Regions from separate parts of the Homo sapiens genome. Here regions 1, 3, 4 and 5 are each linked to region 2. A link is a contact called in ENCODE Hi-C or POLR2A ChIA-PET data. All regions are on one chromosome and are shown on one strand. Each heading gives the region's core, a stretch centred on a gene start or an enhancer-like site at or near the end of the contact. The rest is flanking DNA. Distances are from core to core; before and after follow the strand shown. Region 1 overlaps SIPA1L3 (signal induced proliferation associated 1 like 3). Region 2 holds the start of DPF1 (double PHD fingers 1). Region 3 overlaps SIPA1L3 (signal induced proliferation associated 1 like 3). Region 4 holds the start of RASGRP4 (RAS guanyl releasing protein 4). Region 5 overlaps SIPA1L3 (signal induced proliferation associated 1 like 3).

What was found. Hi-C counts contacts between places; a loop is a spot of excess contacts on that map. ChIA-PET counts read pairs that join two places held with the same protein, here RNA polymerase II (POLR2A). Pooled maps may share reads with other maps.
Region 1: a pooled map shows a loop between it and region 2 (3-fold over the local background). The contact joins the enhancer-like site here to the promoter of DPF1 in region 2. A Hi-C loop is called at or near these places in 1 of 37 single-sample maps with no recorded cell type and 9 of 50 pooled maps. POLR2A ChIA-PET finds 5 or more read pairs at or near these places in 1 of 52 experiments (K562).
Region 3: a loop to region 2 is called in a pooled map, with 2.6 times the contacts of the local background. The contact joins the enhancer-like site here to the promoter of DPF1 in region 2. A Hi-C loop is called at or near these places in 2 of 168 maps with a recorded cell type or tissue (OCI-LY7 and mammary epithelial cell), 12 of 37 single-sample maps with no recorded cell type and 6 of 50 pooled maps. POLR2A ChIA-PET finds 5 or more read pairs at or near these places in 2 of 52 experiments (B cell and activated CD4-positive, alpha-beta T cell).
Region 4: a pooled map shows a loop between it and region 2 (2.3-fold over the local background). The contact joins the promoter of RASGRP4 here to the promoter of DPF1 in region 2. A Hi-C loop is called at or near these places in 2 of 50 pooled maps. POLR2A ChIA-PET finds 5 or more read pairs at or near these places in 2 of 52 experiments (A549 and activated CD4-positive, alpha-beta T cell).
Region 5: a loop to region 2 is called in a map of endothelial cell of umbilical vein, with 2.2 times the contacts of the local background. The contact joins the enhancer-like site here to the promoter of DPF1 in region 2. A Hi-C loop is called at or near these places in 2 of 168 maps with a recorded cell type or tissue (endothelial cell of umbilical vein and mammary epithelial cell), 2 of 37 single-sample maps with no recorded cell type and 5 of 50 pooled maps. POLR2A ChIA-PET finds 5 or more read pairs at or near these places in 6 of 52 experiments (H1, PC-9, Panc1 and 3 more).

What each region holds. Positions count from the first base shown.
Region 1 is chr19:38,076,955-38,082,548 of GRCh38, reverse strand. SIPA1L3 (signal induced proliferation associated 1 like 3) reads right to left here. Exons shown (of 22, transcript NM_015073.3): 3 at 1-1,293. The coding sequence starts at 983. Among named protein-coding and RNA genes, the nearest start is that of SNORD152, 83 kb to the left of the region's middle. RefSeq lists an enhancer at 550-1,103. Within about 2 kb of position 2,333, at least 7 of the 41 ENCODE cell types and tissues checked have a DNase peak (open chromatin) inside an H3K27ac peak, as active enhancers do.
Region 2 is chr19:38,222,972-38,228,534 of GRCh38, reverse strand. DPF1 (double PHD fingers 1) reads left to right here and starts at 4,313. Exons shown (of 12, transcript NM_001135155.3): 1 at 4,313-4,421. The coding sequence starts at 4,393. RefSeq lists an enhancer at 286-1,056 and a silencer at 3,979-4,548.
Region 3 is chr19:37,985,032-37,990,961 of GRCh38, reverse strand. All of the region lies in intron 1 of SIPA1L3 (signal induced proliferation associated 1 like 3), which reads right to left. Among named protein-coding and RNA genes, the nearest start is that of SIPA1L3, 81 kb to the right of the region's middle. RefSeq lists enhancers at 68-573, 574-1,079, 1,080-1,587, 1,588-2,093, 2,094-2,599. Within about 2 kb of position 4,526, at least 4 of the 41 ENCODE cell types and tissues checked have a DNase peak (open chromatin) inside an H3K27ac peak, as active enhancers do; they include B cell and OCI-LY7, where a contact is called at or near this core.
Region 4 is chr19:38,422,447-38,427,846 of GRCh38, reverse strand. RASGRP4 (RAS guanyl releasing protein 4) reads left to right here and starts at 1,628. Exons shown (of 17, transcript NM_170604.3): 1 at 1,628-1,778. The coding sequence starts at 1,756. RefSeq lists an enhancer at 286-800 and a silencer at 1,693-1,752.
Region 5 is chr19:38,007,336-38,012,743 of GRCh38, reverse strand. All of the region lies in intron 1 of SIPA1L3 (signal induced proliferation associated 1 like 3), which reads right to left. Among named protein-coding and RNA genes, the nearest start is that of SIPA1L3, 100 kb to the right of the region's middle. RefSeq lists enhancers at 1-119, 5,274-5,333. Within about 2 kb of position 2,908, at least 3 of the 41 ENCODE cell types and tissues checked have a DNase peak (open chromatin) inside an H3K27ac peak, as active enhancers do.

The DNA of each region.
Region 1 (5,594 bases), core at 1,084-3,583, 140 kb after region 2:
GGGGGGCTCCGGCCCTCGTCGGCCTCCCCCGGGGAACGCCCAGCCTCCCCCTCGGGTTTGCTGCTCCTTAGCTTCCGAAAGATGGACGAGTCCACCGTGTCCCCGCCGCCGAGGCCCCGCGCAGGTTTCTTCCGGGCCTTCTCCTTCTCCTTCGTGGGCTGCAGTGGCAGGAGGCTGTCCTTGGCGGGCTGCCCGTTGTGGGAGTCCCCCTTGGCTCCGCCGCCGCCCCCCATGAGGTGTGGGCCAGGATCTGCCCGGAGGAGCTCGGTGAGGGCCTGGCACCCTCGGGCGTCGGGCTGCTCGCTGCGGAACTCGTTCAGGATGTCGAAGAAGCTCTGCTCGGGCATGCCCTGCACGTCGATGGACGAGGTGCTCCCGTACTCGCGGAAGAGGGGCAGCGCCCCCGTGTGCCGGGCCCCCCGCGGCTCCCCCGCGTCCTCCGCGTCACACTCGCTGAGGGTGATCTCGCTGCTGCTGCGGTGCCGAAGGGGGAGGAAGGCCCTGCCGGGGGACCGGGGCCACCCGTCCTGGAACTCCACGTCTTTGGACCTTCTCCTGGAGAGTCGGTGGAAGGCTTTGGACCCTGAGGAAGCCGGGGTGCTGGTGGGGGGCTGTCCGTTCTGTATGCTCCTCATGGAATGGGCCATCTTGGTGGCCTTTGTGCCATCTGTGTCCTGGGAGGGGCTTGGGTTGCTGTGCTCTCTCAGGGCCTCCCGCTTGGGCGGCCAGTCGGCCACCCTTGCGCGCACGCCCATCTTGGGCATTGCGGGAGTGGTGGGGCTGGGGCGGGTGGTGGCGGTGGCGGTGGCGGTGGCGGTGGCCGGGCTCTCGCCAAGAGGCTGGGACATGCTGCCATTCTGGGCCCAGAATCCCAAGGGAGCGTAGTCCCCTGTGTGTGGCCCAGGGAGGACATCGCCCACCCTGGCGCCACAGCTGGCTGCCAGGTCCACACCATCGCTGGGGATGGCCCGATAGGTGGTCATAGTCCACGGGCACTGGAGTGCTGCTGGCCCCGTACGCTGTGGTGTCACTCTATGGGGTCCCCCAGCCCTCAGCCATTGTTCAGGGCAGCCAGGCCCAGGATGAAGGATGCTGGGCCCTGAAACCTGACAGGAAGGTTGTGAGCCTGTGGAGTCCAGTTCTCCACCATCGCTGTGCACAGCTGAGCCAGGACAACCTCAGGAAGCAGGTGCTGTCCTGGGGGCTCCAGACCGAGTGGCTCAGTAGCGCAGAGCAGGCAGTAGCTGTGGTCGCCCGCCAGCTGGAGGCAGCAAGGATGTTGTCCTCGCCATGCTGAAATGGAAGAAAAGGAAAATATGAGCTGCGATGGCCGTGTTACTGCTCCCAGAAAGTGGGACATGTGACTTTTCTTGACAGCCTTACTCATTTAAAAAATCTTTTTATTATGGAAATTTGCAAACATACTCAAAAGCAGAGAGGAGACTGAGTCACCCATCAGCTCCAACAACCACTAACTATTTTCCATTCCCATTTCATCTATTCACCCAGCCTTGTGACCTTCTTTGTTTCTGATAGAATGTTTTAGAGTAAACCCCAGACATCATTTTTTTTTTTTTTTGAGACAGAGTCTCGCTCTGTCACCCAGGCTGGAGTGCAGTGGCATGTGCTTGGCTCATTGCAACATCCACCTCGAAGGTTCGAATGATTCTCCTGCCTCAGCCTCCCAAGTAGCTGGAATTCCAGCATGTGCTACCATGCCCGGCTAATTTTTCTTATTTTTAGTAGAGACGGGGTTTTGTCATATTGGCCAAACTGGTCTCAAACTCCTGGCCTCAGGCAATCCCCGCCCGCCTCAGCCTCCCAAAGTGCTGGGATTACAGGCATGAACCACCATACCTGGCCAGACATCAGGTCATTTCACCCATAAATATTTTAGCTTGTATCTCTAGTACATAAGATTTAAAAAAAAAAATCACAGTAACATTATCATACTCATCTACATTAACAAGAATTCTTTAATGTCATGCACTACCCTGCCTGCATTACATTTCCCATCATTGTCTCGCAGGTGTCTTTTGTGAGCTGGTTTGTTCGAAATCATCCTCTGCTTATGCAGGTATTTTCTCAAGTCTCCTCTACTCTACAATGGCCACCTTCCTTTATTTTGATGCTCTTTACTTGTTGAAGGAAAGGGGTCACCTGTCCTGTGGATTTCCCCACTTTCAGGATCCCTGAGGTGCCACTTAACATGTTCCTCTGCCCCCTGTATTTCCTGTGAACTGGTGGCTTCATGCAGAGGCCAGACTATTGTCCACCTGCTCTGTTGTTTGCTCAGCTCAGCTACTCTGCCAGAAAGGAAGTGAAAATGACAGATGAGTCAACATGAGCACCAGTGGAGTTTGGGGAGGAAAGCTGCAGAAGGAATGTCTCTAGAAATCCATGTGGTTACTGCAGACTATGACTGGGTAAATCAGAGCCCATCACTTTTTCACTGAGATCTCCCCAGTGACTACTTACTGCATTAAAACACCATCCAAACTCCTTCCCCTGCTCCACAAGCCCCGCAGGATCTGGCTTCCATGTCTCTCCCCATCCCTGACTAAGCTCTGATCATACTGGCCTTCTTTTCTGTTCTGATGCACCAAACCTTATCCAGGACATCTGATATCCTTCCTCAGTCCTTCTTGGGGCTGGTTCCTTCCCATGATGTCAGTTCTTCCATGGGGACTTCCGGCTGGGCACGGTGGCTCACACCTGCAGTCCCAGCACTTTGGGAGGCCAAGGCGGGTGGATCACTTGAGCCCAGCAGCTCAAGACCAGCCTGGCCAACATGGCAAAACCCCATCTCTACTAAAAATACAAAAATTAGCCAGGCATGGTGGCATGTGCCTGTAGTCCCAGCTACTCAGGGGGCTGAGGTAAAAGGATCACTCGAACCCGGGAGGTTGAGATTGCATGAGCCACGATCACACCACTGCACTCCAGCCTGGGCAACAAAGCGAGATCCTATCTCAAAAAAAAAAAAAAATCCCCAAAAACAAAAACAAACACAAAAACCTTCCCAAATCACCCTATAGAGACAGAGAAGCCCGGTCTTCTGGAAGCCTTTCTTAATTACCCACTCTACTTTCTTCCAATTTTTCTTAGCAGTTGTTCGTTCTGTCTACTGGCTAGGTCCACCACTCAAATGTTGGCTCCAGAATGGCAGGGATGTCTGTGTTGTTCACTGATGCATTCCCAGTGCCTAGAACAGTTGAGACGGAGTCTCGCTCTGTTGCCCAGGCTGGAGTACAGTGGCGCGATCTCGGCTCACTGCAAGCTCCGCCTCCTGGGTTCACGCCATTCTCCTGCCTCAGCCTCCTGAGTAGCTGGGACTACAGGTGCCTGCCACCATACCTGGCTAATTTTTTTGTATTTTTAGTAGAGACAGGGTTTCACCGTGTTAGCCAGGATGGTCTCGATCTCCTGACCTCATGATCCGCCTGCCTTGGCCTCCCAAAGTGCTGGGATTACAGGCGTGAGCCATCTAGAACGTCCAGGACGTTCGTTTAGTATTATACATATGAGTGAACAGATGGCCTCTGCCTAATTGGAGGTGTAAGTACCTCCTGATTTGCAGGCCCCTGGGGAAGGGAGTCTGTGCTTCTGTCCAGCATATAAAACACCCTGCGGGGTCACTTCCCTTTGTCTCCACCTTGAACTTCTAGAAGATGAAAATCCTGCTGGAGAGGAAGGGGAAAGTGGGTCGCCGTCTGTGATGGAAGCTGTTGACTGCCCAGCAGCCGTGCCCGCTCCCTCCTGCCAACGGAACTGATTTTGCTCAGGGCAGTGGAGTGCTGCTTTGGGCCACGCACTTGGTTCAAGGTGACCTCTAACTTTTCTTTCCCTGGGAATCTAGAGCTGGATGCAGCCGTTCTTGATCAATGGCTATTGGAGCTTCCTGTGTGAGAAAGTAGCAGGCCTCTTCTGCGTGTATGTGTCTGTGTGTGTGTGTCTGTGTGTGTGTGCGTGTCTCTGTGTATGTCTGTGTGCGTGTCTGTGTGTGTGCGTGTCTGTGTGCGTCTGTGTGTGTGTGCATGTCTGTGTGCCTGTGTGTGTGTGTGCATGTCTGTGTGCCTGTGTGTGTGTGTGTGTGTGTGTGTGTGTGTGCATGTATGCGCATGTGTAGGGGGGCTTTTCCTAATTTATGCCCAGTTATGGAGCGCACTGGCAGAGATCACAAGGGAAGCTCAAAGCAGATTCAAGGAGCAAATAGCAAGGGGAGCCTGAAGCCTCTGAAAAAGTGAGCACCAGAAGAGGGCAGGTGGAGAGTGGGGAGCAAGGGGGAGCCCCTCTTCCTGGTGCCCCACGAGAACACAAACGATCCTGAAGATGTTGCCGGGAGGCAGCACAGGGATGGGCTACAGAAGAGAGAGGAAGCTGGAAAGCCCTCAGGGTCGAGTTGCCTAAGGGAGACAGGAGAGAGGCCAAGAGGAGCCTGCACTGACCTGGATGGCAGGGCATCTTCTGACAATCAAGGCTTGCGGGAGTATGGATGTCAGATCATCTGATTTTCCAACAGAAATCAGAAATCTAGAGTTGCATGTAACATTTCCCAATTGGAAAAGCAAAAATATTGGCCAGGCGCAGTGGCTCATGCCTATAACCCCAGCACTTTGGGAGGCCGAGGTAAGTGGATTGCCTGAGGTCAGGAGTTCGAGACCAGCCTGGCTAACATGGTGAAACCCCGTCTCTACTAAAAATAGAAACGTTAGCTGGGTGCGGTGGCGCACACCTGTAGTCCCAGCTACGTGGGAGGCTGAGGCAGGAGGATTGCTTGAACCTGGGAGGTGGAGGATGCAGTGAGCCGAGATTGCTCCACTGCACTCCAGCCTAGGCAACAGAGTGAGACTCCATCTCAAAAAAAAAAAAAAAAAAAAAAAAAAAGAAAAAGAAAAAGAAAAAAGAAAAAACAACAGAAACAACAACAAACTATCATGCAGAGATGATCGGAAGAATTTTCAAAAAACTAATAGTGCTTGCCTCTGTGTGTCTATCCCCACCACTCCCAGGCCCTTCCTCTGCTCCATTTTTCTCCTTAGCACTTATGAACAGGCTTACTTCTTTTTCTTATTCATTTTTATTATTATTTTTTTTAGAGACAGGGTCTTTCTCTGTTGTCAAGGCTGGAGTGCAGTGGTACAATCATAGCTCACTATAGCCTCAAACTCCAGGGCTCAAGTGATCTTCCTGCCTCAGCCTTCTGAGTAGCTAGGACTACAGATGCACGTCACCATGCCCAGCTAATTTTTAAATTTTTGGTAGAGGTGGGGTCTTAGTATGTTGCCCAGGCTGGTATCAAACTCCTGGGCTCAAGTGATCTTCCCACCTCAGCCTCCCAATGTACTGGGATTACAGGTGTGAGGCACCGTACCCAGCCTCCTCAATGACTTTCTCACTGGCATCTGGGAACTCATCTGCTGCCTCTGGTTGGCAGAAGCTGCTTCTCCTGCCATCTTGACATTTTTTAAGCCATACTCTTTCTAAAATTATCAAACCATCCTTTGCTGGCATTAAATTCCCCAGCTTGAGATCCTCCTTCTTCCTTTTGCTTTAGGTTGCCATGTAATGACTTCACTTTTTCTCGAAGCAAA
Region 2 (5,563 bases), core at 3,064-5,563:
GGTGGAGGAGGCGGAGGGCGAGCGCCCGCGGCGTCGCACAAAGGGGCCGGGGCGACCTCCCCCACCCTTCCCCCAACCCCGTGCGCTGGCTGCCTTGACCTTGAACATCGAGGGCTGGGGGCGGGGGTGGGGGGTGGGGGGAGAGAGGGAGAGAGGGAGCGCCCCCCTACCCCACCCACGAGAAGGGATGCGCCTGCTGGCTGGACCAGAGGCCGCCAGTTGCTTCTGGTTTCTGGCGGGAATGGGGGTGGGAGGTGGAGGGTGGGAGTTGGGAGAGGAAGGGGGGCAGGGACTTAGAGGCAAGCGCCTACACGTGTGGCTTCGCCGTGAGCAGGGTGCCGGGAGCGGGTGTGTGGGGCTCGGGTCCGTGTGAGGTGGTGTATGATGGTGACACCCCTCTGCTGCCCTCTCACCCTAAGTGGCACACACAGACAGCTGTCTCTCCTGTGAGGGGACATCCGCAAAATGGCTGGGAACGGGGCTCTTGTGCAGGTTGGTGGATCTACAGGCGATGGGGCCCCTCACCCTGACCCTGGCCCAGACCCCTGGGAGGAGGTGTGCTACAGCCGTGAGCAGGGGCCCAGCTACAGTAAGCCTGGACTGGGAGGGCCCTACCCCTCTGTGCCCTTCCCTTCCAAAAGGTCTCTGTGGGGGTGAAGGTGGGGACTCCCTGGCTCCTGAAAGAATGTGAGTCAAATCCCCTGGGGAGAAGGAGCTGCAGGGTGCCGCCCTCGGAAGTTCCGACTGCCTGAGTTCCAAAACCAGCTTGAGCCACGAATGTTCCCTGCCGTGAGCCTCAGTTTTGCCATCTGTGTATGGGGGCTTCTAACAGCCCTTACCACCCGATGGGACTGTCGTGGGGCTAAGGCCATCTTTGTAAAGCAGTTAGCACAGAGACTGACACTGACCAAATGTAGTGATTATTATTAGTAGTATCAATATTGATTTATGAAATTGATTTCTACTGTGGGCCAGCTCCCACACAGGGCATTGGGGGATGGGGCAGGAGGATTGTTTGGGCCAGGGAGAGGACTGGGAGTTCAAGTGTGTAGGAGAGTATGTGGGAGTGGTGTGTGCAGGTGGTTAGGGCAGAAGGAAAGAAAGGAGAGCCCGCTGCAAGTGTCAGCCTGCGTCTGTGGGTAGATATCCTGCTGGTGGGCCGGGCATGGTGGCTTATGCCTGTAATCTCAGCACTTTGGGAGGGCAGGGTGGGCAGATCACTTGAGCTTAGGAGTTTGAGACTAGCCTGGCCAACACAGGGACACCCTGTTTTTACAAAAATACAAAAATTAGCCGGGTGCGGTGGCACAGGCCTGTAGTCCCAGCTACTTGGGGGTTTGAGGTGGGAGGATCGCTTGAGCCTGGGAGGTGGAGGCTGCAGCGAGCTGTGTTCATGCCATGGCACTCCAGCCTGGGCCATCGAGTGAGACGCTGTCCAAAAAAAAAAAAGAGAAAAAGAGAAAGAGGAAAGAAAGAGAAGAAAAGAAAGAAAGAAAGAAAGGAAGGAAGGAAGGAAGGAAGGAAGGAAGGAAGGAAGGAAGAGAAATAAAAGAAGAAAAGAAAAGAAAGAAAAATAGAAATTCTGCTGGTAGAGGAGGACTGTTAGGAAGGTCTGCACTCAGTGTCTACACTCGGGCTTCTCTTAATCAAATCGACATGAGAGTTTGGGGTGGGGCAGGAGTGAGTCTGCGTGTCTGAGGCTAGCGGTGTGGGAATCAAGTGTAAGAGGGTGTGTTACGGGACCTGTGAGCTAATGGGAGGTGAGAGAGGAAGGTGGGGTCACAGCTCACCGTGGGTAAGGTGTGAGGTGGCCACTATAGGGCCCTGGAGGCCAGAGTGATCGTAGGGGTGTCAGTGCCCCTCACTTAATCCCCTTGTCACCACTCCAGGCCATATGTGAATCAGAGACCTACCTCCTGTTCCAGGAGAGGGGCCGGCCAAGACCTTACCTGGCTTAGATGGGCGAGTTTGTGGAAAGGGTCTAAGACTAGAGGAGTGTGTGTGTGTGTGTGTGTGTGTGTGTGTGTGTGTAGAAGTGACCGTGAGTGTAGGAGGCCTTGACTGGATCTCTCTCTTGGGGGGATTTCAAGTGACAAAAATGGTGAAGGCTAGCGGGCCACTTCTGTCGGCTGGGGCGCCCCCTGGTGGATGAGGGCGTTTGTGGGCGTGTTAATTACAGCAGCCGCCCAAATTTGAATGCTGGCTCTACAGGGGTCCGGGTGGAAGAGGGGAAGGGGAAAGGGGGAGAAGGGGTGGGAAGGGGAAAGGGGGAGGAGGGGTGAGACGGGAGGGGGGACGGGGTGGTGGTGTTGCAGAGAGACTGGGTCAGTTTGTGACTCAGTGGGTCTGCTCACTCCCTGGGGATCTCTTCGGGTGGAGTCAGTGTGGGTGACAGTGGGAGAGAGAAGGAGGTCAGGACTACTTGGGGAGGGCCGTCAGGGGTGCCTGCCTCCTTCCTTCAGTCTTACCTTCAAAGAGCCGCCAGGGCATGCGGGCATGTGAGGTTACCTTCCTGTGCCTCAGATTCCTCACCTGGAAAATGCAGATAATAAAAGCATCCCGGGGTGAACTGTGCCCAGCACATGATGGGTGCATTTACTCATTCAACAAATATCTACTGAGCATCTATTTTTTTTTTTTTTTTTGGAGACAGGGTCTTGCTCAGTTGTCCAGGCTGGAGTGTAGTGGTGTGATCATAGCTCACTGCAGCTTCGATCTCCTGGGTTCAACCAATCCTCCTGACTCAGCCTCCTGAGTAGCTGGGACCATAGGCATGTGCCACCATGCCCAGCTATTTATTTTTTTTTTAGTAGAGACCAGGTCTCGCTATGTTGCCCAGGCTGTTCTCCTGAGCTCAAGCGGTCCTCTCATCTCAGCCTCCCAGATTGCTGGGATTACAGGCATGAGTCACGGCGCCCTGCTTACTTAGTTTTTTGTTTGTTTGTTTGTTTGTTTGTTTGCTTTTAGAGACAGAGTCTCGCTCTGCCACCCAGGCTGGAGTGCAGTGGTGAGACCACAGCTCACTGCAGCCTCAGCCTCCCAGGTTCAAGCTATCCTCCCACTTTAGCCTTGCAAGTAGCTGGGACTACACTGCTGCGCCATCATGCCCAGCTAATTTTAATTTTTTTTTGTAGACACAGGGGTCTGGATATGTTGCCCAGGTTGGTCTCAAACTCCTGGGCTCAAGCAGTGCTCTCATCTAGGCCTCCCGAAGTACTGGGATTGCAGACTGGAGCCATCGCACCTGGCCGCATTATTCTTTCTTTCTTATTATTTATTTATTTATTTTTGAGAGGGAGTCTCACTCTTGTTGCCCAGGCTGGAGTGCAATGGCACGATCTCAGCTCACTGCAACCTCCACCTCCTGAGTTCAAGTGATTCTCCTGCCTCAGCCTCCTGAGTGGGGGAGTATAAGCATGCGCCACCATGCCCGGCTAATTTTGTATTTTTAGTAGAGACTACTACCATGTTGGCCAGGCTGGTCTCGAACTCCCATCCTCAGGTGATCCACCTGCCTGGGCCTCCCAAAGTGCCGGGATTACAGGTGTGAGCCACTGCGCCTGGCCTGCCAGTCACCTCTTAAAATGCTTTACCTATATTTACTCATTTAATCCTCACAACACTCCAGTGAGGCATCATCCTCTTTTTACAGATGAGGAAACTGAGGCCCAGAAAGGTTAAGTCATTTGCCAAGGTCACATGGCCACCAAGTGGCAGAGCTAGGATTTGAACCCTGGAGGTGTGACTACTGTTTCTAACCTGCACTGCTGCTGTCAGGCCTGCAGAAGGCGTTGAGCAGGGCGGGGTGACCGTGAGCGTGGCTGCTGGGAGAGACAGCCCCGGGTGGGGTCTCTGGAGCCAGGAGGGACTTGGGTGGGGGGCGGTGAGGGGGTGTCTGCTGGAAGCATGTTGGTGAGAAGTCTGTGTGGGCACCTGGGAGGTGTCTCTGCGTCTCTTAGTATTGCAGTGTGTGTGCGTGTGGCTGTGTGAGTCCGTGCGAAGGTGTGTGAGTAGGAGTGTGTGGGAGGCTGTGAGTATCCGCGTGAATGTGTGTGTAAACTGCCATGCGTGGGCGTGTGCGAGTCCAGGTGTGCATGTGGTTGTGTGCACGCGAGAGCAGGATATGTGGACGAGTGAGGGCGGGTGAGTGACGGTGCGTGCCCCGGGCCCCTCCTCCGCGCCGTCCCGTCCCCGCGGGGTCCCGGGGGCCCCCTGGCCTGGGACTACCACTCCCAGCATGGCCCGGGCGGGCCCGCCCCGTCGCCGCGATTGGCCGTGGCCCTCGTGCTCCCGCCCCCCGGGAATGAATGGATGGGCGGCCTCAGCGCCCGCCCGACCGCTGGGAGGACCGACCCGGCGGGGACCTGCTGGGGGCAGGACCCGGGGAGCAAGATGGCCACTGTCATCCCTGGCCCCCTGAGGTGGTGCGGGCCGGCGGGAGGCGGAGAGGAAGCGCGGGCGGGTCTACGCGGGCCTGTGTGTGTGTGGCGACCGGGGGTGGGGCCGAAGGGGTGTCTGGGGGGCTGTCACCGAGTGCGGGGCTGCGCGGGGGTGCGAGAGTGTGTGACTGTGGGTCTCTGACAAGAATGGTGTCGGATGCACCGCTCCCTGGCGGGGTGGAGGGCGTGGGGGGCCTCCAGATTCTTTTTGGGGAAGGGAGACATCATCCCTTCCCTGCAACCCTCGGGTCTGGGAGAGACTGAAATGACCCGGGGGTGCGGGGGCCTTGGCAACTGGAGTGAAGTCCACACTACCTTTGTCTTGGGATGTGGAGTGTGTGTGTGTATCACTTATTTGTGTTCTGGTTTTTTTAAGAATTTTTGGGGGATAGGTGTGTGGACATGTGTCTGTTTCCTTTTATTCTGCACTAGATATCTTTGGATATTTGGGTCTCCCAGTGTGTGTCCGTGTCCTTTGGAACTATATGTCATTTGTCTTGTGTTCTGTGTTTTTGGGTATGTAGGGCTGCGTGTATTTGTGTGTAAATTTTTGTGTGACTATGGGTGGATTTGGCTGTTTCTGTGTTTTATATGTGTGTGTGTCTGTGTGGATGTGTGATATTTTAGATACTGGTTGCGCATCGTGCATCTTTGTAAATGTGTGTGTGTACCTGTGTGAATCTGTGTGATTTCTTTGTGTTGTGTGTCTGGATATTGTGTGTGTGGTTTGTGTTGTGTCTTTGGATACATGGGTAAGTGCCTAGGGGCGCAAGTGGTTTCTGTAGTTCCTGTCTTTTGACATGCTTGTGTCTTTGGATGCATGAGGGGGTGTATGTGTGTGTGGTGTGATGTTTCCATGTTGTGTGTCTTTGTGTGGGTGATGTGTTTCTGGTGTGTGTCTGTGGATATGTGATGTGTCTTTGTGCATGGTTATTTGTGTGATTTGTCTCCACACTATGGAACTTGGGATATTTGTCTTTTTCAGTAGATATTTATGTGTGCACGTGTGTGAGGTTTGTCTGTTTCTCCTTTGTGAGTATTGGGATTTGTCTCTCTTTGTGTGTGAATCCCGTGTGACTGTGTGTGATTTGTGTTGTGTGTCTGCATGTGTTCAGGTAGGGATA
Region 3 (5,930 bases), core at 3,277-5,776, 240 kb after region 2:
CGTGCCTGGCCCCTGCCACTTACTATTAACAGGCAGTGGACAAGTTACCTCCCCTCTCTTTGCCTCACTTTCCCCATCTGGAAAAAAAGGCTAACAACAGTACCAATGCCACTAAGTCATCATGGGGATTAAAAAGCACTCGGAATACGGCCTGGCACTGAGCGTGTCTGCTGTTGTTGGTACCAGTGGTCCAATTAAACACACACATGCCCCTTGAGTGGACAGAGATGTCTGCTGGGCCTCTGAGAGCGTGTAAGCACTTGCCAGCTACAAGTCAAGGAAAAACCAGACTCCAGCAAAGAACCCTACTGGGCTGCTGGCAGCAGAGGACACGTTAGCCCAGACTGGGGCGGGGTTCTCGCTGTGGGCTGACTAGCTGAGCAAGAGCTGTACTCATCGTCCACCTGCAGTTATGTGGCTATTGCTGTATCTATTCCTTGTCTCCATGCCCAGCCAGAAGAGAGCGCTCTGAAGTCAAAGCTGGTACTCCAGATCCCATCGGACCTGGCTTCCGCCAAAGTTCCACAGGTATTCACCCCACGACCCCGCCTGTCTCACTGGCTGCTTTCCTCCCATAGGCTCAAGGTAGTGCCCAACATGCAAGAGGCCCCAAAAAGATACATAGGAATGAATGGAGGTTTTTAGATCTTTTAACAAGAACACCCACCACCTTGCCAGGCCTAAAAGAGACCCAAAAAGATGCCTCTGTCCCTACCCCCAGGTAGCTGGTGATCTGGTCCACCCAGTTACAAAAATCAAGATGTGGGTATAAAATGACCTGGGAATTCTTCCAGGGTGGTTGAGCAACCAGAAGAGGCATGCGGCCGTAGGGCAGAAACAGGAGCTGACCCCACTCCAGAATTTCACAGAGGAAACGCCAGAGAAGGAGCCTCCCCTCCCCCACTCCACCAGGTGAAACCCTAAATATGCATGAGGGCCAAACAAAAGGTCAGGTGGGGGGGTCTACGTCAACAAGCACAGCAGGGAACCCCAAATCCTCTACTCTCCAATGGCCCGGCTCAGCCAGGCCCCAGCACCCCGACTGAGTGCACGGGAAGCCAAGGCTCATTCTGGCTGTGCCACCCAACAAGCAGTGCAATGATGTAGGGAGTTAAAGAATTCATCCTAGCCAGGCACGGTGGCTCACGTCTGCAATCCCAGCTACTTACTGGGGAGGCTGAGGCAGGAGAATCGCTTGAACCCAGGAGGCGGAGGTTGCAGTGAGCTGAGATCACGCCATTGCACTCCAGCCTGGGTGACAGAGCGAGACTCCATCTCAAAAAAAAAAAAAAAAAAGAATTCATCCTAAGCAGGGAGGCCTGATGTGTGTTCTGAGGATTTCCCTATTCAGAGGGAGACCTTGGGCAGTGACTTAATCAGAACCTCCATGTCTTCATTTGTAAAATGGAGCTCAAGATAGGTGCTGCATAGCTGGGTGCAGTGGTACACTGAGATTATGCCTGTAATCCCAGGGCTTTGGGAGTCCAAGACATGAGGACTGCTTGAGGCCAGGAGTTCAAGACCAGCCTGGGCAACACAGTGAGATCCCCGTCTCTACTAAATATTTTTTAAAAATTAGCCAGGAGTGATGGCGCACACCTGTAGTCTCAGCTACTCAGGAGGCTGAGGTGGGAGGATGGTTTGAGTTCAGCAAATGGATGTTGCAGTGAGCTATGACTGTGCTACTGCACTCCAGCCTGGGTGACAGAGCAATATCTTGTCTTTAAAAGCAAACAAACAAACAAAAAACAGGAGCTGCCCCACAGAGTTAGGAAGGTTCCGTGGGAGGATGCACAAGGCCAGGCACAAAGAAGCACTTAAGCAGCAGTTCACTCATTCCCTCCTCAATCACACAGCCAACACCTCCTACACGGCAGGCACCGTGCTGGGGAAACCACAGGAAAGCAGACAAGGCCCCAGCTCTAACAGGGCTTATATTGCATGAGAAGGGGAGAGGAATCTGTTTTTGTTTGGAGGTCAGGCTTGTAAAGAAGGCCTCGCTGGGAGGGTGACTTCTGAGCAGAGAAACCTAAGGGAAGCTTCGCAGGAGCAGCCAGAGGACTGTGTGGAGTGGGAGGGAGGACGGCCCGCGCAGAGATCCTGGAGAGCGAACGTGCCTGGTGCGTTCTAGGAGCAGGGAAAGGGTCAAAGAGCAATGGGGCAGGAAGCAGAGGACAAGGCAGAGAGGTGACAGGGCCAGATCAAGGGGGCCCAGTGGGCCACACAAAAGACACTGACTTTCCTCTTTTTAATTCTTATTTATGTATTACTTATTTATTTATTTTTGAGATGGAGTCCCGCTCTGTCGCCCAGGCTGGAGTGCAGTGGTGTGATCTCGGCTCACTACAACCTCTGTCTCCTGGGTTCAAGCGATTCTCCTGCCTCAGCCTCCCGAGTAGCTAGGATTACAGGTGCCCACCACCATGTCTGGCTCATTTCTGTATTTTTACTAGAGACAGGGTTTCACCATGTTGGCCAGGCTGGTCTCAAACTCCTGACCTCAGGTGATCCACCCGCCTCGGCCTCCCAAAGTGCTGGGATTACAGGCATGAGCCACTGCACCCTGCTTCTCTTTTTGATAATAATTTTTTAAAAATTATAAAATTTTTTGTAGAGACAGGGTCTATGTTGCCCAGGCTGGTCTCGAACTCCTGGGTTCCAGCAATCCTCCCACCTAAGCCTCCCAAAGTGTTGGGATTACAGGCGTGAGCCACTGCACCTGGCCTTGACTTTTCTCTTGAGTGAGATGCTGGTACTCCAGATCCCATGGGAGGTTCTGAGCAGGGGAGGGCCGTGACCTCAGGTGTTCACAGGCCCCACCTGGCTGAGTGCAGAGGACAGACCAGGAGAGGTAGGGCAGGAGCCAGCAGGATAATGAGAGACTGCTGCCTTAGGCCAGTGGGAGCCAAGGACAGACAGGACCAGCAGGGGGACTGTAGGAGGAGGGGAGAATAGAGAGAGAATTTGGGACAATTTCCAAAGGAGATAATACCACCAAGCCTAGAATCTTCTCTACTGTTATTAAAAGGGACTTTATGGTGACTTCATTCTGATTCCCACTCTCCCAACACAAATACCAAGCTCCGTTTATTATCCTTTCCCCACTTGCTAGTCCAGCCACACCCACCATTTACTGAGCAGTAAAGGCGCCGGGACAGTGGCTGTCAAAGTGCAGCAGACGGGAGATGCACCAAGAGCTTGTATCCCCACTGGGGCCTGCCCCAAACTAAAGTGGCCATGACTGCTACTGTGGGACCTGAGCATCGATGTGAGTGACCAGCTGGCCTAGGGGGTCCCAGGCATGGTGAAATTAGAGGGTGCGAGGCCGCTGGTAACCAACTAGGGACAACACTGCCCCACCTCTATTCCAGGGGACATTTGGAGACACTTTTGATGATCCCCGCTGGGGGGTGCTGTTACTGGCATCTAGTGGGTAGAGGCCAGGGATGCTGCTGAACAGCCCATAATATGCACAGGACAATTCTGACATCAAAGAGTGATCTAGCCCCAAAGGTCAACAGCGTCAGGGTTCACAAACCCTGGTCTAGGCTCCCAAATCCTAATGGGTAGTCAATCACCAAGGGGTCTGGGAAAAATGCAGCTAAGGATTCAAAGTGCGTGTCCCAGATTCTACACATCTGAAAAGCAGACTTCTAGGCCCTTGATTCTGACACCTAAGGTCCGGGAAACAGCATCATCTACATCACCTGGGAGCTCACTGAAAAAGCAGATGTGTCCGGGCGCGGTGGCTCACATCTATAATCCCAGTGCTTTGGGAGGCTGAGGCGGGTGGATCACCTGAGGTCGGGAGTTTGAGACCAGCCTGGCCAACATGGTGAAACCCCATCTCTACAAAAAATTCGAAAATTAGCCAGGCATGGTGGCACAAGTCTGTAATCCCAGCTACTCGGGAGGTTGAGGCACAAGAATTGCTTGAACCTGGGAGGCAAAGGTTGCAGTGAGCCGAGATCGCACCACTGCACTCCAGCCTGGGTGACACAGTGAGACTCTATCTCAAAAAGCAAAAAAAGAAAAAAGAAAACGCTCAGCTCCTCCTCAGACCAGATGAATGAGAACCTGCATTTTATCACGACCCCCAGGTGGTTCTCAGCTACATTCAGTGATTGTGAATGCCCCTGAATTCAGAGAGTGTCCCTGAAGGCACATCAGGCAGCTAAGAAAAAAAAGTCTCCACACCTAGGCCTCAGGCCCTTTACACAGGAAGAGGGGAAAGGGGAAGGCAGGCACGGGCACGTTGTAAACAGTGCCCACCTGATTCTAATAGGGTTCGTGCAGCCAGGGTTAAGAAAAGAAGAAGCTGCCCTGGAGGAAGCAGTCTTCTCTCCCTGGCAAGCAAGAGCAGTCCCTTTTGTGGAGGCACCACACAGGCCCCCAACGCTGGCGACAAACATCCTGACAATTCTCAGCTTCCTGGCATCAAATAACCTGCTTTTCCCCAGCAAAGGGGCTGCTTTTGGCACCTGAAGCCTGGCTGACTGCCAGACGCCAAGCTCCTGGGCAAGAACCGGGCTGGTGTGGAGAAACAGAAGTCGAATGCAAGTGTCTTAACTGTTGACAAGAAACTAGAGGAAAGAGAAAGCCATCTCACCTCGAGTTAAAATTGGAAGGTGATAACACTTATGTAGCACATCCTGTGTGCACTTTTCTAAGCACAGGAATTACTGTCCCATTCTACAGATGGGAAAGCTAAGGTGAGGCACATGGAAGGCATTTGCCCAAGGTGTAAGTGGGGAAGCCGGAGTTTAAGCCCTGAATCTGGGCTCCTAACTGTGGCTCTATCCAGGAAGCCCTGTTGCTTTAATACCTTCCCCACCTTTGACACAAAGAAAAGAGATGGTTAATTCCCCCACAGCCCCAAGCAGCATGCCCAGTCTGGCTTGGCTGCTTTCTGGAGCTTCTCTAGGGCAGACAGCTTTGAGCTGATCTATCTGGGGAAGGAGAAAGTGGGCTTCAGGCACAAAGCGCCACCGCTTTGCTCGCATGACGGCGCAGCTGGGTCACCTTTGGAACAAAAAGGACAACCACATTCTTGGCTGGGAAGTCAGGGAGTCCACCCAAGGGGCGAAGGGTCTCTTCCCTGTGGCCCCGCATCCCTGGGTAAGGGCCCTGGGAAGGCTGGGAGGAGCCAGGGAGGGGCCCGGCCTCTGGGCCCACCACCTCTCTTCCTAGACGCCAAAGTCAGCTCCCCACAGCCATCCTCTCCAAACACCCCTAGGATGGAAGCAAATGGAGGCTTTGGGGAACAAACTACAAATCCCTCCCAACACATTCTCACCCTTGTTCACCCACCTGTGTGCATGACTGGCTCCTTTTCATCTTTCAAGTCTCAGATTAAATGTCACCTCCTCGGACAGACCCCTTCCTCATCCCTCTAAGACACCCCTCCCACCACTACCACTCACTTCACTTTATCCTGGTTTAGTTTCTTTCCTTCCTTTCCTTTCTTTTCTTTCTCTCTCTCTATTGTCTAGGCTGGTTTTGAACTCCTGGCTTCAAGTGATCCTCCTGTCTCAGCCTCCCCGGTAGCTGGAACTAGAGGCATGTGCCATCACACTTGACTAAAACAATTTTCTTCGTAAAATTGGCTGGGCATGGTGGCACATGACTCTAGTCTCAATCAGGAGGCTGAGGTGGGAGGATTGCTTGAGCTAGAGAGGTTGAGGCTGCAGTGAGCCAAGATTGCACCACTGCACTCCAGCCTGGGCAACCAGAGAGAGACCCACACTCAAAAAAAAAAAAAAAGAAAAAAACAATTTTTTTAAGAGATAGAATCTTGCTCTGTCGCCCAGGCTGGTCTCAAACTGGCCTCAACTGATCCTCCTGCCTTGGCCTCCCAAAATGCTACAATAATTGAACGTCTTAATAGCACTACCAATCACTTCTGATAAATACTGTTTATTTCTAGTCTG
Region 4 (5,400 bases), core at 379-2,878, 200 kb before region 2:
CCATTTTTATCCAGCTCAAAACAAGACAAAACTACTGCGCCAGACTTCGGGCGAGTGGGGATCTGTGGGAATTCGTGCTGGGAAGAAAGACAGGGGGCTTGTGGAGGGTGAGAATGTTCTGTGTCTGGATTTGTATGAATGTCACACAGGTTTGCTCAGTTGGTGACATTTCATCAACCTAAATACTTAATGATTCGTGATCTTTTTTGTACTTCAATTTAAAAAAAAGTGTCGAGCATGACACATTTAGGTAAAAAGAAAAAAATGCACACTCAAAAGAAAAGTCTGTTTCTAGGAGCACATGTTTATATGATGTGCTTAAACGCACAGACAGCAGTTTGGACGAAACTCGACAACGTGTCATATTGGTCACACCCTGCTTAAGAAAGGCAGGGGATGGGGAGGGGCTTCCCCAAGGCTTTACCTCCATCTCTAATGTTTTTTGATGTGTGTGTGTGTTTTTTTTTTTTGTTTTTTGTTTTTTGAGACAGGGTCTGGCTCTGCCACGCAGACTGAAGTGCAGTGGCACCATCATGGTTCACTGCAGCCTCGACCTCCTTGGGCTCAAGCAATCTTCTAGCCTCAGCCTCCTGAGTAGCTGGGACTACAAGTGTGCATCACTACGCTCAGCTAACTTTTTTTTTTTGAGACAGAGTTTCGCTCCTGTTGCCCAGGCTGGAGTGCAATGGCGCGATCTCGGCTCACGGCAACCTCCGCCTCCTGGGTTCAAGCAATTCTCCTGCCTCAGCCTGCCGAGTAGCTGGGATTACAGGCATGTGCCACAACGCCTGGCTAATTTTGTATTTTTAGTAGAGACGGGGTTTCTCCATGTTGCTCAGGCTGGTCTTAAACTCCCAACCTCAGGTGATCCGCCCACCTCGGCCTCCCAAAGTGCTGGGATTGCAGGAGTGAGCCACCACACCGGCCTAACGTTTTACATTTTTTGTAGAGACGGGGTTTTGTCACGTTGTTCAAGCTGGTCTCAAACTCTTAGACTCAAGCGATCCGCCTGCCTTGGCCTCCCAAAGTGCTGGATGACAGGCGTGAGCCCCTGTGAGCCCCCGTGCCTGGTCCGGTATGTAATTTTTTTTAAGGTAACAGTGGATTGTGTGAGGATTAAATGAGTTAATATTTTTAAAGTCCTTACAGCAGTGTGTGGTACACAGTAGGTGCTATGTGGAGGTTTGTTACAATAAAGTCAGAAAGTGAAAATGTTTTCCAGGGTACAAATGGTATCACTTAAACTAGGAATAAGAGACGCCTATGAAGAAATATACAAAATACTATGTCTTGTGAGTTTCCATTCAAACCTTCATGAATTATATATATGAATATGTCCTTCTAGACAGACAGACTTATCTTTTTGAGTGAGTGTGTGTGTTTTTACATAAATATCAGTCATGCTTTAAAAAGAAAAGCCCCTTCTTTTATTGAAGTATGACAGTGACGGGTCTCGACACCGAAAGATGGGGGAGATAGAGAGCCCGCCGGGGAGCTTGAGGGTGGGAGAGCCAGCGATGCCGGAAACCTCAGCAGAAGGGATCCCCGTGTGGGGGAGGGGGGCCTTCGGTCTCTCCCCAGCCTCTTCCTTCCCCCTGGCCTGAGGGTGGGTGGGGAGGGGCAGTTCCTCTTTCCTTCCCAAGCACCGAGGAGGCCCCAGCTCCCTAGGGGCTGAGAAGCTGGAGTCCTGGGCAAGGGGAGGAGCTGAGCCCTACTCTTGCAAGACCCCCGGCCTCCTCACCCCACGCGGGAAGCATGAACAGAAAAGACAGTAAGAGGTGAGAGGACCCTCCCCAGGGAGCCCGGCAGCACCCTGAGGCCTCCCTCTGCATGGGAGGGCTGGGGAGATCACTCGCCAGGGTGGCAGGATTCCTGACTTCTTTGGGATCAGGCGCAGGGGGGCCAGGTGGATGCTTCAGGGAGTCTGGAGCCAGCTACGGCTGCAGTCGCTTGTATGTGGCATCTGTACCGTGTTGTCCCTGGAGTTTGAGCTGCTCCGTGCCCCTTTTCCACTCCTCATCACCCCACCTCCATCCCTGGCCTGGGCTGAGTGTCTCTGCCCTCCCTGGGGGCTTCCTGGTTCCCCATCCCCGTGGACTGGAAACTCCAGGCTCCTGCAGGGCCTGGCCCAGGAGAGGGGAGTGTGGCACAGGGCAAGGCGACTCCCCTGCCTCTTAAACCACTCCTGGCTGTTCCAGACCCCTACAGGGGGCTGCAGGACAGGGCCTAGTGGCTGGCTGTGCGGCCGGTTCTGGAATGGGCTTCATCTCCTGGGCAAGCTGGCCCTTCTGTCCCCACAGAGGCAGATGGTGGGTGGCTCCCTAGCCTGGGTAACTCCTCCTGCCACCCCCAGCACCACTCTGATGGGCAAAGGGCTTTCCTCCCCACCCAGCAGTTTAGTGGTAGACTCCTGGCTGCCTAATTTCCTAGCTGTGTGACCTTAGGTAAGTCACTTAACTGCTCTGTGTCTCGGGTTTTTCTTCTGTCAGTAGAACAATCATATCCTCTACCTCGGAGAGGCCTGTAAGTACTCAATGAGACACTCTAGACCAGTGGTTCTCAAACTGGAGCGAGCCTCAGAACTGTCTGGAGGGCTTGTAAAATACAGGTTGCTGGGCTTACCTTTAAAGTGTTTGGTTTTTTTTTTTTTGTTTTTTTTTTTTGAGACGGAGTCTCGCTCTGCCGCCAGGCTGGAGTGCAGTGGCACAATCTTGGCTCACTGCAACCTCTGCCTCCCGGGTTCAAGCGATCATCCTGCCTCAGCCTCCCAAGTAGCTGGGACTACAGGTGTGCACCACCACACCCAGCTACTTTTTTGTATTTTTAGTAGAGATGGGGTTTCACCATGTTGGGCAGGATGGTCTCGATCTCTTGACCTCGTGATCCACCCACCTCGGCCTCCCAAAGTGCTGGGATTAGAGGCATGAGCCACCACCCTTAGCCTTAAAGTGTTTGATTTTGTAGGTCTGGGTTGGGACCTGAGAATCTGTATTGATATCCAGTTCCCAGGTGATGCTTTTGGTACTAGCTGGGTGCCCACACTTAGGGAAATGCTGACTTAGTTAGAATGCTCCTTCCTTAGCCTAGGACATATATAATACTTTAAAATGTCCCTTCTAGTAACGATGGCTCATGCCTCTAATCCCAGCACTTTGGGAGGATAAGACAAGGAGAACTTGAAGCCAGGAGTTCTAGACCAGCCTGAGAAATATAGTGAGACCCCCCCCCCCATTGACACACACCCAAACACACACACAAAATTAGCTGGGTATGGTCGTGCACACCTGTAGTCCCAGCTACCTGGGAGACTAAGGCAGGAGGATCACTCGAGTCCAGGAGTTCAAGGTTACAATGAGCTTTGATTGCACAACTGTGCTCCAGCCTGGGAGACAGAGCAAGACCCTGTCTGAAAAAGGGTAGAGGTGGGAGCCTGGCGTGATGGCTCACACCTGTAATCCCAGCACTTTCAGAGGCAAAGGTGGGAGGATCAGTTGGGCCCAGGAGTTTGAAACCAGCCTGGCCAACATGGTGAAACCCCATTTCTACTAAAAATACAAAAATTAGCTCGGCGTGGTGGCACGTGCCTGTAGTCCCAACTACTTGGGAGGCTGAGGCAGGAGAATTGCTTGAACCCGGGAGGTGGAGGTTGCAGTGAGCTGAGATCGCACCACTGCACTCCAGCCTGGGTGACAGAGTGAGACCCTGTCTCCAAAAAAAGAAAGAAAGAAAGAAAAAAGAAATCCCTGGAGAAGGTCCAAGGACTATCCTCATTTTTCCTTCGAGGAAATTGAGCCCCAGAGAAATTAAGTGACTAACACGAAGTCACAACAGCTGGCAAAAATTTCTGGATTCTACTTTCGTCTGAAGCTTGGATTCAGCAGCCTCCCTGCTCCCACCATCCTTGTCTCTCCATTACCCTCTTCCCCTATCAGGAACAGCAGCCTCTGGGAGGCACCAGGCAGAGGGAGAATTATTATTACTATTATTACTATTATTATTATTATTATTTTGAGACTAAGACTCGCTCTGTTGCCCAGGCTGGAGTGCAGTGGCACGATCTCGGCTCACTGCAACCTCCGCCTCCTGGGTTCAAGCAAGTCTTCTGCCTCAGCCTCCTGAGTAGCTGGGATTACAGGAGCCCACCACCACGCCTGGCTAATTTTTGTATTTTTAATAGAGATGGGGTTTCACCATGTTGGCCAGGCTGGTCTCGAACTCCTGACCTCAAGTGATCCACCCACCTCAGCCTCCCAAAGTGCTGGGACTACAGGCGTGAGCCACTGTGACTGGCCTCTCTTTTTAATTTTTTTATTATTATTTTTGAAACAGAAATCACTCTGTCACCCAGGTTGGAGCACAGTGATGCAGTTCCGGCTCACTGCAGCCTCCACCTCCTGGGTTCAAGCGACCCTCCTGCCTCAGCCTCCTGAGTAGCTGGGATTACAGGCGCCCGCCATCACGCCTGACCAATTTTTGCATTTTTAGTAGCGATGGGGGTTTCACCATGTTGGCCGGGGTGGTCTCGAACTCCTGGCCTCAAGTGATCCACCCACCTTGGCCTCCCAAAGCTTTGGGATTACAGGCGTGAGCCATCACACTGGTCCAAGAGCCTTGCTCTCTTGAGGGCTGTGGGAGGAAGGAGGGGAGGGTGTTAGAGACCAAACGGGAGCCCTGAGGAGGCAATTCCTGAAGGCAGGTCCTCCCATGCCTCTGCCTGGGGAGGACAGAAGAGATTCCAGGGGTCTTCTCCCGAGTCCCTGGTAGGCCAGGAGTAATCCTGGGATCTGCCAAAAGGAAGTCTCTTCCAGGATGCCCTGGAAGCAGTCAAGAGGAAGTTGGGGGCAATGCCTGGGGAAGGAGTTCTTATGATTCCCTGAGGGGTCTTGAGTGGTCCCAGGGGTCTTCTACTGTGATTCCCTGGGAGATTCAGAGCAGTCCTGAGCGGCGGTCCCCAGGCTTTTTGGCATCAGGGACCAGTTTTGTGGAAGGGGGTGGGGATGGTGTGGGGATGATTCAAGTTAATTACATGTATCCTGTGCTTTATTTTTATTATTATTACATTGTAATATATAATGAAATAGTTACGCAGCTCACCATAATGGAGAATCAGTGGGAGCCCTGAGCTTGTTTTCCTGCAACTGGATGCTCCCATCTGGGGGTGATGAGAGACAGTGACAGATCATCAGGCATTAGGCATCAGGCATCATAAACAGCACGCAGCCTAGATCATCAGGCATCATAAACAGCACGCAGCCTAGATCCCTCGCATGTGAAGTTCACAATAGGGTTCATGCTCCTAAGAGAGTCTAATGCCCCAGCTGATCTGACAGGAGGTGGAGCTCAGGCGGGGGTGCTTGCTTGCCCGCTGGTTCCTAACAGGCCACGGACTGGTACCTGTCT
Region 5 (5,408 bases), core at 1,659-4,158, 210 kb after region 2:
CCAATGTGATGCATCTGCCGCTGCAACATTAGCTGAAACTCTGGACTCACCTGGGGAGGAGAGAGGATGGGGGGTGGGGGGAATGGACTTGGCCAGATGAGAAAGCAGCTCTGGAGAAGACGGGGGATGGAGGACATGAAAGAATCTCAAAATGGGCAGCAACTCCACATGCTTCGGGTAGTGGATTGAGGTTGGATGCTGCTGTTCCACAGCCCAGGAGACAGTTCTGCCCCTCACCCCACACTCTGGCCTGAGCTGGGCTGGGAGCAGGGGAGGTTCCCTGTACAGCACCAGAACAGGGCCCCAGCCTTTACTTAGATGCTTCCCTCCACCTGAAATGCCCTTGCCCTTCATCCCTTAAGACTCACGGTAGCTCACACCTGTAATCCCAGGGCTTTGGGACACTGAGGTGGGAGGAACGCTTGAGGTCAGGAGTTCGAAATCAGCCTGGGCAACATAGTGAGACCCCCATCTCTACCAAAAAAAAAATATCAGCTGGACATGGGGGCATGCACCTGTGGTCCCAGCTATCCAGGAGGCTGAGGGTGCTTGAGCCAGGAGCCGGGAAGGTCGAGGCTGCAGCAAGCCGAGATCACATCACTGCACTCCAGCCTGGGTGACAGAGCAAGACCCTGTCTCAAAAAAAAAAAAAAAGACACAGCCCAGCAAGGATGTGCATTCATGCATGTTGGGAGACACAGGAGACAACCTGTGTGTCTGTCAGCAGGGATCCAGCAATGATGCAGACACATGGGAGAATCCTTCCTGTCCCTCCTTCCCTCATCCTCCACAGCAAGGCCATCAGCAAACTCTGTTGCCACTACCTCCAAAATACATCCTGAATTCATTTCCTTTCTTTCTCCCTCCCAGGCCAAGCCACCACCATCATCTTTCATCCTAACAACTTCATGAGATCCCTCTCTGGCCTCCCCAGGCCACCTTTGCCTTCCTACATTCTATTCTCCACCCACAGCCAGAAGGATTACATCAAACAGGGATCACCTCCAGCTGCTTTCCAGCTTAAAGTTCTTCAACATATCTTGGGCCTCATCATCTTCCCCCATCACCCAAATGCTCCCGCCACACTGGCTGCCTTGACCTTCCAATTTCATGCTTGCCCTGGGGCCTTTGCACGTGTGGCTCTAGCTATTCTCAAGGCAGGCTTCCCCAGGGAGGTCTTCCCTGACCACCCAGATCAGGGGGCCCCTACTTCAATCTACTTTTATTGCTTACAGAGCAGTAAGCATGACTGCTGTTTTTCTTTTTTCAAGACAGGGTCTCACTCCACTGTTCGGGCTGGAGTGAAGTGGTGCAATCATGGCTCACTGCAGCCTGGACCTCCGGGGCTCAAGTGATTCCCCCACCTTAGCCTCCCAAGTAGCTGGGACTACAGGCGCACATCACCATGCCTGGTTAATTTTTGTTATTTTTTGTAGAGAGGGGGTTTCACCATGTTGCCCAGGCTAGTCTTGAACTCCTGGGCTCAAGCGATCCTCCCACCTCGGCCTCCCAAAGTGTTGGCATTACAGGTGTGAGCCACTAGGCCCGACCCACTGATTGCTTTATTATGTCTTGCTGATGAATATATGAACTCTATGGGTACAGGGCTCTCACCTTGTTCACAATGGATACCTAGACTGTTGAAGACTGCTGCCACTCACAAGAAAGTATCTGCTAAATAAATGTTCTAGCAGCTCTAAGAAAAAATAAGATATATCTGCGCACATCCATGTCTTCTCAGTGAATAAAGAAACAAACTGTGTAAGGAGAGACGTTTCTGTGTGCATAGAAAGAGACCCTGTTTGTTGGTCATTGCCATGAGTTGTACCCTGGGTTCAGCACAATCTTGATGAATACTCACAACCATCCTTGGAAGAAGGTTGTGTTATTATTACCCCTATATTACAGGGGAGAACATGAGGCTCAGAGTCACTTACTCAAGGTCACACAGTGGGTAACAGTAGAGGTGAGGCTCCATCCAGGCAGCCTGACTCCAGAGTGTGTACATTCTTTTTTGTTTTGTTTTGTTTTTTAGACAGAGTTTCGCTCTTGTTGCCCGGGCTGGAGTGCAATGGTGCGATCTCGGCTCACTGCAACCTCCACCTCCTGGGTTCAAGCGATTCTCCTGCCTCAGCCTCCCGAGTTGCTGGGATTACAGGTGCCTGCCACCACGCCCAGCTAATTTTGTTATTTTTAGTAGAGACAGGGTTTCGCCATGTTGGCCAGGCTGGTCTTGAACTCCTGACCTCAGGTGATCCACCTGCCTCAGCCTCCCAAAGTGCTGGGATTACAAGAGTGAGCCACCGTGCCCAGACCCTTTTTTTTTTTTTTTAATTTTGAGAGACAGGTTCTCTGTCACCTTGGTTGGAGTGCAGTGACTTGATTTTAGCTTACTATAGCCTCAAACTCCTGGACTACAGTGATCCTCCCACTTCAGCCTCCTAAAGGGCTGGGGTTATAAGCGTGAGCCAACATGCCCAGCTCATTTAAAAAATTTTTATGTTCAGTAGAGACAGAGTCTCCTTATATTGCCCAGGCTGGTCTCAAACTCCTGGGCTCAAGCAATCCTCCTGCCTCGGCTTCCTCAAGTGCTGAGATCACAGGCCTGTGTTCTTAATAGCTCTACTAACAGCAGTTGCTGCTGGGAGGGGGTCTGGAGGGAGAGGGCTGAGCAGGGTTATAGACGTCAGTATAAGACATAATTAAGAGAGATAGGGAGTGTCAGAGATGAATGGAGAGAGATGGAAACCAATCTCAACAGGAAACAGAAGTTTGATCTCTTGTGTGGCAAACACCTGTGAGAAACAAGCAGCAGGCTCTCCACCCACCTTCCTCCAACCCACCAAAGCCTCATGCTGGACAGCAGGGCTTTGCGACATGATTAACCATCCATATCACGCCGTCATAGAAAACCAGACCCTGTCCTCCTGGTCACTGGGAAAATCCCCAAAGCAGATGGGGAAGCAGTGTGGCAACGAGGCCAGGGAGCGCCATCTTGGTGGTCAGCTAGAGCCAGAATCAAATCACAGGTCTGCGGCTTAGCATCCTGTGGACGTGTGGCTGGTTACCAGCCCATTCAGAATCCCAAGCCTCCTCATCAGTAACATGGTGGGAGGAGTAATATCCACTCTCAATAGGGCTGTTGAGAGGGTTAAATGAGGTAACAGCAATTGAACGGTTGGAAAAGTAACTGGCACAGAAGGACCCTCAAAAGCACACTGGCAAAGATGTTATTACAACGGAAATACTGAAGAAATAAACAACATCCTCGACTCCTCATGTCTGAGGAGGTCTCTTGGGCAAATTGGACTCTGATAAGATTAAGCACACAGCCTAAGTGAGGGGTCCCTCCAGAGGAGAGTGCCTCCACACTGGAAATTTCCTTCTCTCTCTACCTATTCTCCATGGAATAATAGCCCAGAATAGGGCTGGGCGCGGTGGCTCATCCCTGTAATCCTAGCACTTCGGGAGGCCAAGGCGGGTAGATCACAAGGTCAGGAGTTCGAGACCAGCCTGACCAACGTGGTGAAACCCCGTCTCTATTAGCCGGGCATGGTGGCAGGCACCTGTAATCCCAGCTACTCAGGAGACTGAGGCAGGAGAATCACTTGAACCCGGGAGGCGGAGGTTGCAGTGAGCCGAGATCATGCCATTGTACTCCAGCCTGGGTGACAGAGCAAGACTCCTCTCAAAACCAAACAAACGAAAACAAAAAAAAACCAGGCCAGAACAAGGGTCGCTCAAGCAAGAAGGAGAGATGGACCCCAGACAGCTGGAGAAATTTTGTGGTGCAGGCATGCTCCTCAGTGCTTCACAGGCAGGACCCAGCAGAAGAGACCCAGCTAGTATTCCTAGCTCTCAAGGTGGCTTTGAAAAAGGAATGTGGCCAGGCATGGTGGCTCATGCCTGTAATCTCAGCACTTTGAGAGGCTGAGCTGGGGAGATTGCTTGAGGCCAGGAGTTCGAGACCAGCCTGGGCAACATAGGGAGACCCTGTCTCTACCAAAAAATTTTTAAAAATTAGCTAGGCCTGGTGGCATGCACCTGTAGTCACAGCTACTCAAGAGGCTGAGGCAGGAGGATTTCTTGGGCCCAGGAGTTCAAGGCTGCAGCGAGCTATGATCCCATCATTGTACTTCTGTCTCTAAGGGGAAAAAAAAGAAAGGAAAAGGAATGGGGGTAAAGGGAGAATTTTAACAGCTTAAAAGGTAGCCTAGCCAGGAGCGGTGGCTCACGTCTGCAATCCCAGCACTTTGGGAGGCTGAGGTGGGTGGATCACCTGAGGTCAGGAGTTCAAGACCAGCCTGACCAATATGGTGAAACCGTGTCTCTACTAAAAATACAAAAAATTAGCTGGGCATGGTGGCAGGTGCCTGTAGTCCCAGCTATTAGGGAGGCTGAGACAGGAGAATTGCTTGAACCCGGGAGGCAGAGGTTGCAGTAAGCTGAGATTGCACCACTGCACTCCAGCCTGGCAGACAGAGCAAGACTCCATCTCAAAAAAAAAAAAAAAAAAAAAAAAAAAAGCAGCCTATGGTGATTTCTCACCTCTTCCCCAGTCAGAACACCAGTGGGCTTTGCAGTTTGTTCTTCATTTCTTAGAGTCCATGAAAAGAGGGCAAGGCCTCTGGGGGCCTGAGGTCCGCATCTGCAATAGGAGGATAACATTCAGTCTTCAGACGCACTCACATTCATTCAACATGCACTCATGAAGCAACTGCTATGGGCCAGGCACTGCTCTAGACGCTGGGGATACAGAAAGGAACAAAGACAAAGATCCCTGCCTTCACGGAGCTCACATTCCAAGGAGGATGGTGTAGAAAGCAAATATAGAACATCAGACCGTGATAAACACCATGAAGAAAAATAAAGCAGAAGACAGCGACAGGGAGGGCCATTTTAGACAGGGTGCTGAGGAAGGCCGCTCAGAGATGGTGTCTCAGAGATCTCAATAAAGTAACTAAATCATACATGCACACACATGCACACACACACCAAGATACTTACACACATGTAGCCAAGAACACAGTGCCTGGTATGGAAAATGAAGGTGATCTAATTTGACAGTTAAGAGTGCTCTAACAGGGTATGCTTAAGTTAAGCAAAAAAAGGTAGAAGAAGAATTAATAATAATAATAATAATAATAAATAATGAAGAGTGCTCCAGGGCTGACTGGCATTGGAATCTTCACAAAACCTATATTCTCCTCACATTTTCCAAAATCCCCCCTCCCCCGGGCAATTACAAATACAATATTTGTTTTTTTCTTTTCTTTCTTTTTTTTTTTTTTTGAGACAGAGTTTCACTTTTGCACTGCACTGGAGTGCAATGGCGTGATCTCGGCTCACCGCAACCTCCGCCTCCCGGGTTCACGCCATTCTCCTGCCTCAGCCTCCAGAGTAGCTGG